2 separate regions of the Homo sapiens genome follow, and region 2 is linked to region 1. The links are chromatin loops, found by intact Hi-C in ENCODE. Cell type or tissue: Caco-2. All regions are shown on one strand. Each heading gives the region's core, and the rest is flanking DNA. Links, peaks and the distances in the headings are about the cores only. Region 1 overlaps KIF5C (kinesin family member 5C). Region 2 overlaps LYPD6B (LY6/PLAUR domain containing 6B).

What was found. Hi-C counts contacts between places; a loop is a spot of excess contacts. Peaks named below come from ENCODE experiments on the same cell type or tissue, not always from the same donor. Only the 100,000 strongest peaks of a DNase experiment are listed, where the experiment ranks them.
Region 2: it touches region 1 in a loop (2.9-fold over the local background); 4 of 110 quality-filtered maps call a loop at or near these places.

Annotation. Positions count from the first base shown.
Region 1 is chr2:149,015,481-149,025,551 of GRCh38, reverse strand. It overlaps KIF5C (kinesin family member 5C), which reads right to left. Exons shown (of 26, transcript NM_004522.3): 26 at 1-2,474. Among named protein-coding and RNA genes, the nearest start is that of LYPD6B, 18 kb to the left of the region's middle. In Caco-2, for the core only: a CTCF peak has its summit at 7,987 (motif pointing left); DNase peaks (open chromatin) are centred at 4,941 and 7,991.
Region 2 is chr2:149,165,362-149,175,432 of GRCh38, reverse strand. All of the region lies in intron 3 of LYPD6B (LY6/PLAUR domain containing 6B), which reads right to left. It overlaps LOC105373677 (a long non-coding RNA gene), which reads left to right. Exons shown (of 3, transcript XR_923458.3): 3 at 657-695. Among named protein-coding and RNA genes, the nearest start is that of LYPD6B, 130 kb to the right of the region's middle. In Caco-2, for the core only: no CTCF peak of the experiment used is centred there; a DNase peak (open chromatin) is centred at 5,612.

The sequences.
Region 1 (10,071 bases), core at 1,303-9,302:
AGTTGTTCAGAAGTGTGGTTTTTACATTTAAAGTACAGGGAGCAATAGTCTAAAAACCTGAAAATTGCACATATGTGGCTTTTTTAGAAAGTGGCCTACAGAGAACATGGTCCTGATATAATAACTGGCTTATTATACATAGCAATATTTAAGGATCCATTTGAATAATCCGTTCCAATAATTTGCCTCCCTTTTAGTCACACTATAGGAAAATTAGATTAGAAGTCCTATAAAGATTGAAGCTAGGTGAACTGACTGGCTGATCAGCAACTAGCAGAATTATCTTTAAGAGACATCAAAGCCAACTTTCTCTGTGAATAAAAGTAAAGCAAATGTTGTCAGTCCCTTGTAGAGATCAAGTAAAATGGAACTACAAGCGAATGTTTCCCTTTGAAACATGAAAGTGCCAAGCAATTCTTTAGAAGTAGAAACGGGGTACCCAGGGAAAAATCACCCTGGAAAGAATCTAAAACAATCTATTTTATGATGGATATTAACAAGAGCCAAAAACCATTACTGACCTTTGTTCAATTTCCAAACAAAAAGTAATGGAGAGTAGTGGTAATGACAATTAATAATTGGCAATCCTCTCAAACACCAATGTTTAGCTTCCCAAATCAGAAGCAAACATATCAACAAGGTTATGTGGCATATGTTATTACCTGATAAGCTTTGCAAAACCTGCCCCACAAGGACCCTTTTATCAGACCGCAAATAATGGTAGAGCAGGTATATTGGGCTGGCACTGATAACAAAATTAAAGAATGAAAAAAATTTAAACAAATGCAAAATTGCCATCTTCACAAAATAAATACTTCAATAGAATTTGTCGTCCTCTCTCTCCTTATTCCCCACCAAAAACAAAACATACATAAACAAAGTGCAACATTTAACAAATAAATTAAGTCAAAGCAGGTTTGCTTTGCTAGGGAAATTTTGTACAAGAAATGTTTGGATGTCAATGCACAGTTCTTAGCACTTTACACACATACACACACACACACACACACACACACACACACACACACACACACACTTGAGCTACCTTCGACCCACACAGTCATGAGAAAAGCCCAAAGTCTCCCCTGGCATATATTTCATTACAGTGGTGAAAGCTTCAGGGCACAGTGCCAGCTCACTCATCTTGGGCACACAACATGATAGGATAGGAGTTTCCACCGAGATTGGTTTGGTTGTCATTGACTTACCCCCAAATTTGTCAAAACAAATAGCAGCACAGTCAGTTTCCCTGAAAACTTTACTACTTGGAAATTGATCTTCTTAATAAGCACAACTGGAAGTAAGGGTTGATTCAGCTTTAGATTCATGTATTTGGATAAAGCAATAACTAAATGTAAAATATCCATCTATGTGGATTTTTTCTAATTGTGCCTAAGAAGATGAAACCTATTTGGTGCCAAAGAAAGAATTCATATAAACAGTCGCCAATTATGGGTTAAAATAATAACTTATTCATGGCAACTTACTCATACACAAGCACAAAGAACAAAATTTTGACAAGCACTTTCTCCCGAAGGCTTCCTTTTTCAACTGCTGGAATGATGTTGGATTTCTTCAGCAATACCCACTCAAGCTGAAAATGGTTAGAGAAAGCAGCCATTCCCAATGCAAGCTTCAGAACGATCAGAGAGGAAGTAGTGAGGAGAGGGGCAGCCACATTTCCACTTATCCAACTTTGCAGCATTTTCAGCACTTCTGAAAGAACGATGTTCAAACCGGGCCGGCTAAGACTAGTTGCTGCAGGTTCAAAAGCAAGCAGCTCGGAGGTGAATTTTATGACTTTTTGCATTTACACAGATGTATTTGAATGAACAAATTCTACACTGCTACTGTCAGATTGTTTTTCTGCCCCAAAGAAATTTGCTTTGCATTTTAACAGGTGCCATACTAAAAGGTATATTTTACAGATCCAAAGATGTGACCAGGATATTCAAAATGTGTCTTTGGGGTAATTTGTTTCGGAAAAGTGTTCAGAAGGAAAACTTTGAACCCTATAGCAGCACTTTTTGTTCCCTAAAAATATAAAACAATGTGTTTATTTTACAGGAAACCAGACAGTTGAGGCAGACCATGATCATCTGCCTCCACGGCACTTGGTTGTTCCCCTCTAGGGAATGGCACATTAGGGCGTACAGATGGGACAGTGCACTGCCCAGAGGAGGCTCCAGGAACCACCCAGAAACCACCCAACACCCCGGAGGCCGAGTCGGTGGTAATGGTTCTCAGTAGTAAGTGGATCTTCTGCAACCATCTCCTTCAGATTTCTCAAAAAGAGAAAAGTCCGAGCACACATCTGTACACACAGAAACTCTACACAGCTCAAAAGACCTGAAACTGGTGTACTGCAGATGGCTGGAGTAAGCAAGTATAAAAAAAAAATGGAAACTGTAGGGGGGGAAAAATAAAGGAATTGGTGATTAATGTAGTCCTTGACATGCTACGTGGAGTCATATCTGTTGAAAGAGAACCAAAGAGAGAACATAGGAATTAGAAAACACAGTAGAAATTTACTCCTCAAAAAAGTTTTGTTTAATTCTAGATGTTTAGACCAGAGCTGTCAGATACAAATATAACACAAGCCACATATTTTTTGTTTGTTTGTTTTTGAGATGGAGTTTCACTCTTGTCACCCAGGCTGGGGTGCAGTGGCGCGATATCGACTCACTGCAACCTCTGCCTCTCGGGTTCAAGTGATTCTTCTGCCTTAGCCTCCCAAGTAGCTGGGATTACAAGGGTTTGCCACCACACCCGGCTAATTTTTGTATTTTTAGTAGAGACGGTGTTTCACCATGTTGTCCAGGCTGGTCTCAAATTCCTGACCTCAGGTGATCCACCCACCTCGGCCTCCCAAAGTGCTGGGATTACAGGTATAAGCCACCGTGCCCGGCCAAGCCACATATTTAATTTTAAATTCTCTAGTGGCTACATTAAAAAGTGAAAAGAAATAGGTAAGATTAATTGTAATATATTTTATATAGCCTAAATAGTATTTCAACATGTAACTGGTATTACATGTTGAGATCGTTTACATTACAATATTACTACTGAGATTTTTTTTTTCACACAATAGTGTTTGCAATCTGGTGTATATTTTACACTTTCAGCCCATCTCAATTTGGACTTAGCCACATTTTGAGAGCTCAAAAGACACATGTGGATAGTGGCACATGAACAGCACAACCTCCGATTTCCTGATTTTGCTTTAAGTATTTAGTCCTGACAGTCTCAACATTCTCTTCCATAAGTCGGTATCTGTTGAGGCTATGGATATTCAGAGTAACATAATGCATTTTCTCATTCCTAGGGGGAAATTAAAACATTTCTCATTTGCCTGCACTTAGGATAGCAAGCAGGTGCAACAAGGCCCCTAACCCAGACTCTCTGTAGAAAGAGGTTCCCAGTTCCCAAAGGTATGCTTCGTCTCCATCGGATAATAAGATTCTCCAAAAGACCACCCCTGTCCATTTCATTCCACTTCCCACCAGAAGTTCGGCTGGTGCTGGGCGCATCTCCAGGATGAACGTCTAGACCAGCCTGAATGGCCTCTGTCAGCCTGCACCCAACATCAGTAAGCTCAACTTTCAGAAGACACTGAAAGGCTCTGTTTCCTGTCACCGGCTGGAGGCCCTAGCTCTGAGATCTTACTATAGGTTTTGTGCAGAGCTCATGGTACTCTAGGGGATGGGGACAGGGATGACAAGAGGGAGGTAGAGCCTTATCCTTAAGAAATACATGGAATTACCTGGTACTGGAAATACAACAGCCACTAAGAAAAGCCCAACTTCTCTTTTGATTAAAAAAAAAAAAAAAAAAAGCCCTCTGTAACCTGACACATTATGCATTATGCTTTCTGTTTTGCCTCTAGAAGGCTTATATCAACATTTGGTGCTCAACTGTGGTAATATCTCAGATTCCCGCTACCATGCTCTTTTTTTTCTTCACTCTTCTGATTTATATGTTATAATATTGTAAGCAACCTCACATATTTTGCATAAATCAGCAGGATGTAAGTTACATATAAATAGAAAAATTCTCAGTCTAGAAAGGGGTTATTAAAGCAGATACAAGCAAAGTGGGTGAAAAAGGGAGAAGAAATACGGAACAGAAACTGAATAGAAAAAAAAAAACAGAACAACACATTCTTTTTAAAAATACCACCTCTTGGCCAAGTGCAGTGGCTGATGCCTATAATCCCAGCACTTTGGTTTGGGAGGCCAACGCGGGTGGATCACTCGAGGTCAGGAGTTTGAAACCAGCCCAGCCAACATGGTGAAACCCCATCTCTACTAAAAATACAAAAATTAGCCCGGCATGGTGGCTTGTATGTGTAGTCCCAGCTACTTGGGAGGCTGAAACAGGAGAATCGCTTGAACCTGGGAAGCAGAGGTTGCAGTGAGCCGAGATCATGCTGCTGCACTCCAGCCTGGGTGACAGAGTGAGACTCAGTCTCAAAAAAACAAAAACAAAAACAAAACCACCTCTTCACTGACAAGAAAAAATATTCACAGAACTCATTTGGTATAATCACCCACAGTGGCAAAGCTACACAACTAAGAAGGGCTTAAACAACCCTAGAGGGTGATATTTCTGTCATTTTTAGAAGTCACAGAGAGTAAGATGTCTTTGGGAAGAACATGGCCTTTCTGGTGAAATTTTGGGCTTATTGCCAGAATTAGAAGTGAAAAACCTAAAAGCATGGTCATAGTTGTTATTTAAAATGCATTCTGAGCTGAAAACCAATAGGAGTGCCTGCCTGAATGCCACCACTGAAACTGCCATTTCACTTTCTCACAGGTTCATTTCTCCACGCACGCTATCCCCCTGGTCAGATAAGATCCCCTTGGTCGGATGAGATGGCCGTTCTGCGTGCCTGGAGGCAGAGAGGTGCCAGCACATACCTTGGATTGTGGGATTATGGCCTGACGCAATGTTTGCAGCCAAACCGTGTTGACACAGCAAGCACTAGACACAAATGCAATGGGGCGGCCTCAATAACTCCAGCAGACCATAAAGTGACACAATTTCCCCCTGGAAGGCCTCTCAGTCAAAGCCCCCGATCCCCGCTGGGCAAGATTCAGCAGGTTTTGGCTCATAGTTTGGAAGAAACACGGGGCCACAAAGGAGGCCCCACCTGCTTAGTTTAGTCACCTCAAGGAGAGTGAGAAAGGAGAGGAAAAGCACAGGAACTCTGCCAATGAAGGGTCCTTTCTTTACTAGGATGCAGCGTTCCTCTTCATCCCCAGTTAAGGATCTCTACAGGCCTGTCTGCTGAGAAGTCTTTCCAGCAGGCCCAAGAAACATGGATTCCAGCAGGATGCTCTCATCCATCCTTCCCACTATCTGGATCTTCATATCCTTAGATAAATTCATGGGAGAAAATAGATATAAATTTTAAAGGTAAATGGTTTTGCCCTGAGATAAAGCATTTCTGTCTGTTCTAATCCCAGAGAGACTGAGGAGTCTGGAGAATCTTTAAAACCCAGTCCTGTTGACTCTCTTCCAAGTAGCCACTCACTCACTTAGAGGCAGGGGACTGGACCAACTGACCTGCTCTAGGACTTCCCCTGGCACTCTGCCAAACTGGAGATGGTAATTCAAAGTGGCAACGTGTGACCAGATTTAGGAGGAAATAAAATCACCTTTCTTTAGAAGGGGTGGGGAAAGCTAATGAAGGAAGTTAATTATACAAGGGTTTTGCAAGAAGTATTTAGAGACCGTTTTCACACCCAACTTGGGCTTTTGCAATTGCTTGCAGTGGATTTAAGCTTAATCCAAACAGTACATAGTTTTAGTTTTTCTTTTGCCTTTTTATAATTCAATCCCCACATTATAAGAATTACCAATTGTACTCTACTTATCACTGCTGAATAGAAGTGGATTTATCTCATTGGAGCTTTGGTACAATCTGCTGTGGAGGAACAATTTTAGTTGCTCTGAATTTATGACTCTGAGAACCATGAAGCTGAGGAGTATTAAAGTGGAGGAGCCTACTGTGCTGTAGATGGAATCAGGAATTCTTGCCTCCGGGTGCTCCACAATTCCCTTCTTTGGGTTGAGATTGCCAGTTTCAAAGTCCTCTGCCATAGCAGCACCTACCTACAGTTATTTCTGTCCTCTCTCCCTGCAGTCCCACCTCAGCTGTCTTTTCAGGTCTGTCCCCATGACCACTTTAACATTAGCTAACATGCACGGGGGCCTAATTTTTGCCAGGTATTCTTCTAAGACTTTTTTCTCTCTTCTTTCACATTCTCTCATTCAATCCCAGACAAGCCTGTGATACGGGCACTATGATCCCAACTTCCCCATTCCACAGTTTTCTTAGCTGTCCAATGGCCAAGAATCTTGTCTGGTGTGACAAAGGGGGATTATCTTTATATACTTCAACCAAAACAGCACACCGCAACAGACAGAATGCAGAAACAGCTGGGGGAATCCAGCTGCCATCTATTAAATAACCAGGCATCAAAGAGATTTGCAAAAATGTAAAACAATGCCATTTGGCTATTTTTTGTTTTGAAAATAGTTATTTTCATTACAAATCACATTTGTGGTAACATGTATGGGCTTATTACTATTTTTTAAATGAACCCGGCAGTATTCTAAATATTTTGCTTTAATTTCTAATATGATACATATCAATAAATATAACCCATATATATATATATAAACTCATTGATCCTTTTTTGTTTGTTTTTTTGAGAAAGATTGTCATTCTGTCACCCAGACTAGAGTGCAGTGACACAAACATGGCTCACCACAGCCTCAAATTACTGGGCTCAATTTCCCACCTCAGCCTCCCAAGTGGTTGGGACTACAGGCGTAAGCTGCCATACCTAGCTAATTTTTAATTTATTTTATTTTATTATTATTATTATTGAGACAGAGTCTCGCTAAGGCTGGTTTCAAACGCCTGGCCTCAAGTGATCCTCCTGCCTTGGCCTCCCAAAGTGCTGGGATTATAGGCGTGAGCCACCATACCCAGTCTATTGATCCTTTTTAAGAGGAGAAAAGGTCCTAAGGCCAAGAACTTTGAGAACTGTTGCAGAGAAGATCATCGCTCTTAGCCCAGGATCTACCACTCATAGTTATGGGATCTTGACAGCTCATCCCGCCTCTTTGGGATGTAGAATGAGGAGACAGGATCAGGTGATGAGGACAACACAGATGAGCACGGAGTGCTTGTTCAGTGCCAGGCACTAGGCTAATCTTCATGTATTTGTTTTTATTTGTTTATTTATTTTTGAGGTAGAATCTCACTCTGTCACCCAGGCTAGAGTGTGGTGGCATGATCACAGCTCACTGCAGCCTCAAACTCTCCAGCTGAAATGATCCTCCCAGCTCACCCTTCCAAGTCACTGGAGCTACAGGCATGCACTACCACACCTGGCTAATTTTTTTATTTTTAGTAAAGACAAGGTCTTGCTAAGTTGTCCAGGCTTGTCTCAAACTCCTGAGCTCAAGCCATCCTGCTGCCTCAGCCTCTCAGAGTGCTGGGAGTACAGGAGTGAAAGAATTGAGTCACACCACGACACACAAAAAACAGGCATCCCAAACTCTACAAGAAGCAACGCACTCCGGGGTCGCATTGCACCTAGCTCTTTATTTTCAGAAAAAGCCCTTCTTTCATTAAATTATGTGAAGTTTGGTGGTTTGGACTTTTTATTTGTGGTTTTATTTCGATTTAATTTCTAAATTTGTTTTGACTTGACAGTTGTATAAGATCTGTAAGTAGGGAATGTATACTGTTTACAATGTGCAAATTGTATTATAATAAAATAATTTAAATCAACTCTGGGGATCTGTGAGAATTGTATTCCTTTCAAAATACTCTATTTACTACTCAAGTTTGAGATAAAATGGTCTAAATATAGGAAAACCAAGAAAAAAGACCATTCTGCCTTCCGTCTTTCAGAAAACATCTAAGGTTTCAGCAATGCCCTACTGGCGCCATCTGGTGGAGACATTTGAACAAGTCCCCTGGCTTGCCAAAGCACTGCCTGGAAAGGAAGTGGATCTCCAGGGCTCTCAAAACGAGGGAGCTGGGCAGATGTTTAATCAGGTGTCTACATTAAGTGTGGGGCTGCAAAGAAGACTCAGCACTGCCTGAGAGGTTGATTTTACACCGTCTCTGGTCTCAAGAGCGAGACCCTGCTTCCTCCCTCTCTCTCAGCTGATCATCTGGCTTCTTGCCTGCACGAGAAAACAAGCTCTAAGGTGACCTGGATCTTGCCTCCCAATGCACCCCATCTACCGCCCACCCACAGCTGTGCTTCCTCCTCTGCCCAGCTCAGCTATACCATCACCATCGCACACAACTATGCTGTAATATCTCCCATCTTACAACAGAAAAGCAACGCAGCCCCACCTTACCACCACATCGCTCCATTTCTCTGATCTCCTTCAAATAAAACCCCCAAAGTGGGTTCAGCTGCCGGCTCTATTTCCTCACCTAGTCTGTCTAGTCCATGCTAAGGTCACTGCCACCTGGCCTTCTTCAACCACCCAGTCTCTGTCATCATCTTACTCAAGCTCTGAGCTGACCACCTTCCTTCTAGGGTCAAGGTCTTCACTTGACCTCTGTGCCCCCACATGATCCTCAGGCCCCTCTGCTGGTGCCACCTCTTTTCTCTGGCCTTCCCATTTTCCAGTGCCTGGGCCTGGTCCAACTCGCCCCTCAGCTCCCCTCTCTGCTGTGCCCACCTTTTCTCTAGGTTGCCTCCTTCAGACCTGTGGCCATAAACACAATCTACAAGTCACAACTCTCCAGCCCTGGCCTCACCTCAGCCTCTCTCCTGTGCTCCAGACCCACGGATCCAGCCACCTGTTCCACACACCCACTTGCGTGGTGGGCTCAGCTGGATGTCTGAGAGGCAGCACATAAGCAACATGATGGAAACCAAGCTTTCCCACAAAACCTGCTCATCCCCCGATTTTCCCTGGCATGGTTAAAAAGGGACCAATGTTTCCCTAACTGCTAGAGCCCACAAAAATCTAGGAACTACCTTGATTCCCTTCCTTCCTCCTCTTCTTGCTCTCAACCCTCATCAGTAAGCCTGACAGCTGAATCAGCTCTAAGCAGGCACTGACTCAGGCCACTTCTCCCCTGCTGCCACCACCTGGGTCTGGTACCGGACCCTCCCCCATGGCCACCTACAGTGACGCCCTAGGCAACCCCCAGTGCTTACCCCATTCCTACCCCTTCTTCAGGGTCCAGCCCAGAGTGGCCTTGTCTAATCATGAACCAGCTCCCACTGCTTCCACGCCCACAGCCCCAGTGGCCCCTCACACTAGGCTACAATCTAAGTTGCCCACAGCTTCAACACCTTCATTTACTTGGGCTCAACTCCCTCCCCATCCACTCTAATGAAGATGGGTTCTCCCAGATCCATGAGCTACTGCCTTATCAGCCTTGGTAACATTCCTCAAATAACCCTCATTCATTCCTACCTTTGAGTGATCATCGAACCACTTTCTCCCAGGTTGCTGTGTGCCTGGCATTTTTCATCACTCAGTTCTCAACTTAAATGTCACCCCCTCTTCTAAAACAGTGTTCCTATTCCATTAGCCTGTTTTTGTTTTCTTCTGAGCACTTACCACTACTTGAAGTTACCTTATTTTCTGTCCATCTTCCCCTAACAAGCATATCACTGGACAAGAACACAGCCTTCTTGTCTGATTCACTGTGAAACCAAGTACAGAGCTAGGCTCTCAATGCCTGATCCCACTTAGCCGGTAGGAAACCTAAAGCTGACAGAAATCAAGTAACTTGCCCAATGTCACATGGTTGCACTGCACTGCCCCATATGTAGCTCTGGGGTTTGAAAAAGATCATCTCCTCCTGAGGCAGCCCCCTGTGGATTTGAACCAGATAAGATCAAAGCCAGCATTATCCTGGGTTCTTTTGATTTTTGTATATTGGCATCTTCATAGGCTCTGAAACCTTGAGAATAAACCAAAATACTCATTATGGCTATAATTCTTGAACCCTGAAATGAAGCAGAAGGAAATTCCAAAGATATCCAGCTGTAAGAATATGTGCTTTGACTCCAC
Region 2 (10,071 bases), core at 971-8,970, 150 kb before region 1:
GAGCAACTTCCAGTCCTGCAAGTTCTATTCATGGTAAATGCCCTATACAGGTGTACCATTTTTTATCTTTCATACAGTATTTTTATTGTACTTCTTTCATGTTTAGATATATTTGGATGCCCAAATACTTTCCACTGTGTTACAGCTTCCCACAGTATTCAGTAGAGTAACATGCTGTATAGGATTGTAGCCCTAGGAGGAATAGGCTATAACATATAGCATGGGAGTATCGTAGGTTGTACCATCTAGGTTTGTGTGAGTGCACTCTATGATGTTTGCACAATGATGAAATGCCTTAATGATGCATTTATCAGAATATATTCTTGTCATTAAGTGACACCTGACTACACACACACACACACACACACACAGAGAGAGAGAGAGAGAGAGAGAGAGAGAGAGAGAGAGATTAAAGAGATTATTCACAGAGTATTATAATTATATATCTCTTCCCTTCACTAGACTATAAATTTTTTTTTATTTCCAACTCTTATCTTAGGTTCAGGGGTACATGTGCAGGATGTGCAGGTTTGTTACACAGGTAAACGTGTGCCATGGTGGTTTGCGGCACAGATCATCCATTCATAAGGTATTAAGCCCAGTATCCATATTCTTCCTGATTCTCTCCCTCCTCCCACCCCCCCAACCTCTGACAGGAATCCAGCAGCACATCAAAAAGCTAATCCACCACGAACAACAGACTTCATCCCTAGGATGCAAGGTTGGTTCAACATACACAAATCAATTAATGCGATTCATCATATAAACAGAACTAAAGACAAAAACTACATGGTTATCTCAATAGATGCAGAAAAGGCCTTTGATAAAATTCAACATCCTTCATGTTAAAAACTCTCAATAAACTAGGTATTAAAGGACCATATCTCAAAATAATAAGAGCCATATATGACAAACCCACAGCCAATATCATACTGAATGGGCAAAAGCTGGAAGCATTCTCTTTGAAAACTAGCACAAGACAAGGATGCCCTCTCTCACCACTCCTATTTAACATAGTATTGGAAGTTCTGGCCAGGGCAATCAGGCAAGAGAAAGAAATAAATGGTATTCAAATAGGAAGGGAGGATATCAAACTATCTTTGTTGGCAGATGACACAATCCTTTTTCTAGAAAACACCATCATCTCAGCCCAAAAGCTTCTTTAGCTGATAAGCAACTTCAGCAAATTCTCAGGATGCAAAATCAATGTGCAAAAAGCACAAGCATTCCTTTACACCAAGCTGAGAGCCAAATCATGAATGAACTCCCATTCACGATTGCCACAAAAAGAATAAAATATCTAGGAATACAGCTAATAAGGGAAGTGAAGGACCTCTTCAATGAGAACTACAAACCACTGCTCAAAGAAATCAGAGATGACACAAATAAATGGAAAAACATTCCATGGTCATGGAAAGGAGGCATCAATATTGTGAAAATGGCCGTACTGCCCAAAGCAATTTATAGATTCAATACTATTCCCATTAAACTATCATTGACATTCTTCACAGAATTAGACTATAAGGTTTCTGAAAGCAGGAACCATGTCTTGTAAACTGAGTACTAGACATGACACTGAACATTCACAAATAAACAAATCTCTGAATTAATAAATAAAGGTGTAGATTAATGTGCAGATAAGTAGCTGGTTTGTAAGCAAACAGAAAAAAAAGGAAGTGATTAGTTAGGTCCAGGATGTGTATCATAACGTAAAGTCAAGCCAAACAAATCTCCCTTCTTTTGTGACATGGTTACAAGATATTACATCAGTAGAGTTCCATACACAACCTAGATTTTGGCAAAGCAATAAATAGAATATTCTATCCTTAGGGAAATGATAGCAAATTATAAGCTGCCAAATAATTTTTTTAATAGATGAGTCTCAACCCTAAATGTGCTAATAGTATCCTGCGGAACTCTGTCATTTATTGTAGTTAACATTTTTATCAATTACTTGAATGAATGAATTACTTGAATGAAGATAAGAAGACATTTTATCAAACTTACTGATGGCACAAAGCCAGGAATGGCAGCTACTATGTTTCATAGCAGAATCAAGATGCAAAAAAAAAAAAAAAAAAAAGGCCTGACAGACTAAAGCATCAAGCTGAAATCAACAAGATGTTAAATATAAACTTATGGTTCAAATAATCAACAGAACGGGCAAAGAATAACCAAGACCTTGCTAGTTAGCAATTCGTCTATATGAATTATAAGTAATTACAAACACCATGTCTTTTTTTAAAAAAAAAAACACAGTAATAGTGCTGCTGCTTAAAGAAACTAATGCACAACTGAACCTCATCCTGAATCAAACAAAATTCTTCTTCACGATTGTATTAGTCAGGTTTTTCCAGAGAAATTCAACCCATAGAACATATATATAAATATGTGAATATATATACATATATGTACACACACATATATATAAGCGCATATATATATATATATATGCTTATTAAAAGGTATTGGCTTATGATATTAGAAAGGCCAAAAAGCCCCATCTGCAAGCTGGTGGTATAGTTTGAAGACCTGGAGAGCTGGGAGCTAATGGTGTTGATTCCAGTCAGAGTCTGAAGGCCTGAGAACCAGGAGCACTGAAGGCAGAACATCCATGTCTCAGCTCAAGCAGTCAGGCAGAGAGAGCTAATTCAATCCTCCTCTGCCTTTTCGTTCTGTTCAGGCCCTTAATGGATTGGACAGTACCCACCTACATAGAAGAGGGCCATCTACCAATTAAAGTTTAGCTCATCTCTTCTAGAAACATCCTCACAGACACACCCAGAAATAATGTTTTACTAACTATCTGGGCATCCCAGACCATCATGATGAGTGTGATCACCATTGGAATAGTACATCCAGTTCTGATTAGGAGGTCCACAGAACAGATGTCCTGGTTGTACCACTGAACAAGGCATAATCTCATCCTGCATCAACTCTGACCTGAAATCACCTCTCCAAGAAGAGCTTTGCCCTTACAAATCCACGCATGTGGTCGGGTAGGTTTTGAAGCCCATGATGACTGGTCTGAAGGAGGAGATCCTGCTGCTGATACCTTAATGTAAGGAGGGTGATATGGTTTGGCTGTGTCCCCACCCAAATCTCATTGTAGTTTCCATAATCCTCACATGACATGGGAGAGACCCAGTAGAAGGTAATTGAATCACGGGGGTGGCTATCCCCATGCTGCTATTCTTGTGATAGTGAGTGAATTCTCATACGGTCTAATAAGTTTATAAGGGGCTTCTCCCCCTTTTGCTCATTCTTCTTCTTCCTGCCGCCATGTGAAGAAGGACATGTTTGCTTCCCCTTCTGCCATGATTGTAAGTTTCCTGAGGCCTCCCCAGCCATGCTGAACTGTGAGTCAATTAAACCTCTTTCCTTTGTAAATTACCCAGTCTCAGTATATCTTTAGTAGCAGCATGATAACAAACTAATACAGAGGCATACGGAAAATGAGGAGGAAATGAGCCAAAAGGGCAGAGGGTAGAAACCAGGGGCCTGGGAGCCACAAAGCAGGGTGCTTGAATTGAAGACATGCAATTCAGGATGGAGGGGAATCACAATGCCATGGGCTCTCACATAGATCATTGGTTTTTATTGTAGATCCTAGGAAAGAAATCACAGAGCAAATTTCAGTAGTAGAGTGTTTTCTCCCTAAACCAACAGAACATCTTCAGCAGCATAGCGCCAATGTTCTTACATCTTTAAATAGTGGAGAAGAGCATTGAAAAAATGTTTTTCTTATTCAAAACCTTTCCCTGCCATCCATATGTTATTGTAAAGATGTGGCCTTTCTTGAGTCCCCCTTTCCATATACTCCTTTCCTCTCCACCTATCCCACTCACAGATATAAAGTAACAACAAGAAAATAGGCTGGGGATATAGGATCAAAAAAAAAAAATCAGACTTCAAAAAAGAGCTCTCACGTAAGGAATGAGAAAAACAGAATTCCTATCCTTGAGTTATAAAAATTGAAAGGGAAGGGGAATTTTGCAGACCCAGATACTGATGAAATGAAGAGAAAGACATCAAGTCTACACAAAAGGTAATAAAATATGTTATTTGTTTTTTGATAATGAAAAAGAAAATAAATCATTAAAATGACTGTCAGAATGCCTCAAGGAGAAGGGCATGGAATAGGACTTGGCTATAAATGTTGTGGACAGTAATAAAAGACTTGGTGTTGCTTCCTTAGCATTTGCCTGGGTTGAGCCTTCCTATTTCACACAGGAATCGCAGGCAATGGTAAAGTCAATCTGCTCCCGGGCACACATTATTGCCTTTCCATTCAGGCCTTATCTGAGAGTCCCAGAGTGGCTGCTCCCACCTGCAACCAGGTCCTATCTCACACTGACCCGACAGGACATGCTGTCAAACTGCCAGGGCTTCAGGATCACCACTTGTTTTATTTTCACAGCTACTAATTATTTCATACATGCCTGCTTATAAAACATTTATTTTTCTTAGTTCTCAGGATTCAAGATGAAGAAGATAAAGTTCCTGCCCCAAGAAGCTCTGTATAAAGTCTAAAGGGCCTGGGATTAATTCTGTGTTGTTTAATGATGTATTTCAAGTGCCTGAAGACAAAGAAAGGTGACAGAATAGCTGTTAGAATAGTGACTGTTGGTTTTATTTAAACCTAGGAAGGATTAGTTGGGAATTTGTAGAAAAAAGGTAGGATTTTCTATTAACCCACAAACTTACATTCAGCATTCTGCCTTGAGTACTTTCTTTTGATTTTCTACATGCCAGGTTTTCCCATAAACCATAATGTTTCAAAATACAGCTCCTACTCAAAGCTATGTGTCTCTAGATCTGTAATAAATATAAATATTAAGACTTTTGAAATAAACTAAACCTTGAAATGAACTGAACACACATGCCTATCAATATTGATTTCTATAACTACCCATACATCCAAATTTAATCCAGGACAATCCAGTCTCACATTTGTCTCCCAAATCAGGCACAACAGGACATAGCACAGAGAACAGAATATAGCACAGAGAACAGTGACGTGATAGAAGACAGATGGTATTTGTAAAATGGAAATGACTCCAGCTGCCTTTCAATAGTCCTCATCTATGATGGCATATGTCAAGTGTGAAAGCCCTCTCAGCACTGTCACAAGAACAAGGCCTGAAAAAAGGTTTACTAAAATCCCCCATGAATACTGAGTGGTTAACATGCAACATGACTATGAAATTACAAGCAAGAGGTACAGGCAAATAACTATCCATTTTCATAGCTGTATCTTTGCCCTTGTGATCAACCAGATTAGCTGTATCATTCTGTACTGACCATTAAGATGGCCACTTTTGGCAATACTGACCAATACAATTTTTCAAATAGAGACATGGCTGAAGACCTGGGCCTATGAAATATCTTTCCAGAAGGATCCACAGCTTCCATGTCCAAGGCACATTTATATAATTCATATTACTAAACAGAAACCTTGGCCCTAGACTCCCATTGCCTGGAGATTTTTATTCAGTGGAAACCAAAATGTACCAGCCTGGATGACTCAGGGGGAGTGGTAATGATGGGATGAGTAATCGTTCTCTTGAAGTTGCTAGTTAGGATAAGAACAGTTGTTCATTACCTGGCGGGACAGGTTTCTCAGGCTGGCAGGGAACAGAACAAATAAATCAATGTCGCTTTCCTCCCTAACATCTTAAAACCCTGTATTTAAAGTCTGCATTTCAGCTCACAACTCAAGGAAGACAATCCCCAGAACTATCCATCTGGCCTCTGGTGATAACAGGGATCGACTGATAGGTGAAAAATGGAAGAGAAGAGATTTGTAACTTCAGTTTCAGGAGAAAAATCCTATGGGAACACTAGCTGGTTGTCTCTCTTAGGTCACTCCCTTGGTTATTTTAGGAATCCCTTGTATACAACTAATGCAGTGTCTTTTTGAAACAAGCCAAACACATATGTTGACAAGGAACAGTAAAAGCCTCTAAAATGGCAGTCCAGTTTAAAGACTTGACAATTGAGAACCTTATCCCCTTCAAAGTCATGCTCCAATCAGACTACCAGAGTAACACTTCCTCCTGTTTAGTCAATCAGGACTACAAATGCCTGCCAGCTTTGCTTTTTAGTAGGTTTAGTTAATTAACATGAGTTTGCCTTTGGCTTTTGCTAACATTGCCTGTTTTGGGGAAGAGACATGTCCAAGAGAAGGACATGAGTGTGATGTGTGTGTTGAAGATGGACAGGTGAGAGACAGCTAGGTCTCTCACCTAGACCCCCAAGAGCGGGTCCATGCATGAATTAGGGTATTTCCTAATTAATCTGAATTAATCATTTCCTAATTAATCTGAATCTCCTTACCATTTCCATAGTGCATTACTCAAATTTACCCTTTTTGAGGGGATATGTTAAAATACAGTTTAATTACAAATGAAGCACTATTTAAAAACCTATAGAAAATACACTGATTTAATAGATGACAAGTAACTGTCTACATAATTGTTGCCCATTAGAGTTCTGTTAGATAATACCTAAATAGGCTCATACCATGTGTGATTTTGGCAACAATCTGTTTGGGTATACTGCTAAGGCCCCAAAGTAAACTTACAAAGACTTGACCACACACTTGATCAAAGAATACCTGAGGCTTAATGCAAAAGAGAAGCTAGGCCCCTATGATCAGAGTGTGTGCTGCAGGTTATATTATTGTCCAAACACATTCATTCATTGTCTATCTGGTGGCACCACACTGGTGGTTACATAGATCTGCCATCCAGGAATAACAACCTTTACCCTTTTTGTTCTAGCAAGACCTACATTCAGAGAACAGGCATGGGGAGCCACAGCTGATAGCAGACAGAACTCAATATTCACAGCTTAAATATGGAAATGACCATGGTGAGAACAGGCAAATCAGGCATGGGCTTGTCGTATTTAGACACAGAAGAGGTTTTCATCTCCATTCTAGAAAGACTTTCTAAGGATGAAATTTCAAGGGCAGGTTAAAGTTAAATTTGGAATGTGATGCTTTGGTTGGATTGTTGATAACAAGCTTTAAAGAAGGTGCCACTGAGGATTATGAGAACGTTGCTAAAGTGGCTGCTACTGTGGACTGGAACCTGACGGGCACATGTGCAAATGTGTAAATATGCCTTTAACCATTGAAAGCACCATCCCCAGCTCCTCTTCCTCACCAGGAACCAGCCTAGAGCAAGGTTCTTTTTTTTTTTTTTTTTTTTTTTTGAGACAGAGCCTCACTCTGTTGCCCAGGCTACAGTGCAGTGGTGCAATCTCTTGGCTCACTGCAAACTCCGCCTCCCCCGTTCTAGCAACTCTCCTGCCTCAGCCTCCTGAGTAGCTGAGACTACAGGCAAATGCCCCTGCGTCTGGCTAATTTTTGTATTTCTTGTAGAGATTGGGTTTTGACATGTTTGCCATGCTGGTCTTGAACTCCTGACCTCAAGTGATCCACTTGCCAAGGCCTTCCAAAGTTTACAGGCATGAGCCACCACACCTGGCCCAAAGGTCTTTTTAAAAAAACAAAAACAAAAACAAAAAACATAAAAAAACCTCTATGTTTATTATTGTTAAGCAATCATCGTCACTGCAAAGAAAAATATAAAAAGAAGGGGCTTCCACAGACTTTCAAGTATTGTCTTTCCTGCAACACTGGTCATAAAACCAACAAGAAAGGGGAGCAATTAAACCCAGAAATCCTAGGGTGAGTCAAAATTGCAGTGACTTAAAGGAATTGCCACATCTGAAACATCCTCTATGGTGATAAGGTGAATAAAACCTCCCTTTCAGGAAGGAGGATGACTTACTCATGCACGTGAGGACCCTGTGGTGAACCACAATTTTCTGAGCCTGCTCCCCCACTGTCCCAGAAGACCCAGCTGTCTCTCATCTATACCTCCCCACACACGTACCACACTCACATCCTTCTCCTGGGCACCACTAGTGCCCCAAAAAAGGCAATGTTAGCAAAAGCCAAAGGCAAACTCATGTTAATCAACCAAACCTCCTAAAAAGCAAAGCTGCAGGCTTTGGTAGTCCTGATTGACCAAGCAGGAGGCAGCAAAAAGGACAGTGGTAGGTTTGCCAGATATATCACAGAAAGCAATTAAGTTTATGGCAGGGAAAAAACAGCTCCAAAGCCCCCTGAAACAAAAGACGCTTCCTGCCTGTAGTCTGTCCTGGGCCATTCTGTCATAATGGCAGGCTGAGCTATTCAACTGCAGCAGCCAACAGTAAAATACTGTTTGGAGAGAGAACCAGCCCAATCTCGACTGCAGAGACCTGCCTGTCAGGTTTTCATTTCTATGCTAGGGGATAAACTGTCCCAGCTGGTTTGAATAAGAAACGAGGAAAGTGAGCATCCACAAGAGAAAAAAAAAAAACACTTAATGCAGAAGAGGATTATAAACTCTTCAAGATTAGTTGAAGGAAAAGATTATGAAGGTAACAGGGTTTCCACTGGTATGGGGAAAATAACCCTAGGATGTCGTGGTTGACAAGCAAGAAAGCTGTCCTGAGAAGTTTTTGGTGTGGGAAGGTGAGCAATGATGGAAGGGGCGGGGCAGTCTGCAGCTTGGGTCTCCCTAGTCCCCATCCTGTGATCTCTCCTCTCTGGTGGGACCATGCATGTCCAGATTGCCCATTTTCCAGCTCAGATTCTAGCTGGAGTCCATATTAGGGTGAACATGCAAATTCTCATGAGTGCAAAGTTGTAGCAAACACTCTCGGTAGCAATGCAACAGACATTGATGCCAACCTGAGCCCACATAAGACGATGAGGGTGTCAGAAGGAGGCCAGTTGTAGAGTCAAGAGACAAGGATGGGATTTAAGGGAGATAAGATGCTAGACAGCCAGAGTGACTTCCCTTAAGCCTTAGATTGGCAGTCTCTCCCCCACTCCATAGCTAAATGGAGAGTGAGATATGACCATCCTGGAGACGCAAGTCTAGTCCTGGCTCCTAAATGTGCCATGCCCCTCAAACAGAAAGGGTCCCTAATTTATAGATTAGAAAACTGAGGCACAGAGAGGTTAAGTAACTTCTTATTGTAACTCATATTGGTACTATGAGCCACTTTATTCATGGCTGCAAGGGTGACCTCAAAAATGTCAGCAAAATTTGTCATTTTTCTTAGATAAACCACCTGTTCTACCTGGACACTGGACTTAATTGAGTTCAACAAACCCTAGATTAAAAAGGCTATCAACCCACCCTTTCCTTGGGATAGTCCTTAAACAAAAAGCTAAATAAACACAACATTTTTTTCTTTGAGGCTAAGTCTTTCTGATTACTTGAAACCAAAAAATAAGAGGCTACCTGAAAGGTTATAGAGGGCGTTATTAAATATCCTCATTCTTCAAATGCCTGCCAACCAAAGAGAAGAATAAGAACCCTCTACCTCCACCCCTACCCCCAGGAAATACTGTTGGGCTCAGGAGAATTACTGTGTGTTCCATGGGATAATAAGTGTCTTTATTACATCTAATTAGGGTCTCCTATAATGTGACAGAACCATTTTTGGTCACTTGGGTGTACCCAGGAAGGCCTAGCAACCATCTCTAAATAGCCAATCCCCCTGTCTCTAGAAAAACCACACAGTCCAAGAGAGAACTCTGCTAGGAGTCAGAAAGATGTAATTTCCATTAACTTGAGAAGCATTAGGGTTAACATGCAGACTCTGAAGCCTGACCTCCTGGAGTGGAATCCCAGGTCTACGACTTAGCTGTATGACTTCGAGGGAAGTTGCTTAACCGCTCTGTGCCTCAGTTTTCTCACCTATAAGTTAGGGATAAAAATAACACCTATTCATAAGATTTTGTAATGACCAAATGAGTTATGATATCTAAAGGACTCCATATAGTGCTGGGCATATAGTAAAAACAATATTAGTGCCTGCTTGTGTTGTTATTAACTTTATTATATTCTTAGGTACATTACTGAAGACCTCCACTTTCCAGACTCCTCTCAGATGGGCTGACAAGACCATCCCTATTCCAGGATTTTTAAATGACAAAATAATTTTAAAGTAATTTCAGATTGCTTTTATAACAAAGTTAAGAGCCTGCAATAAATTTAA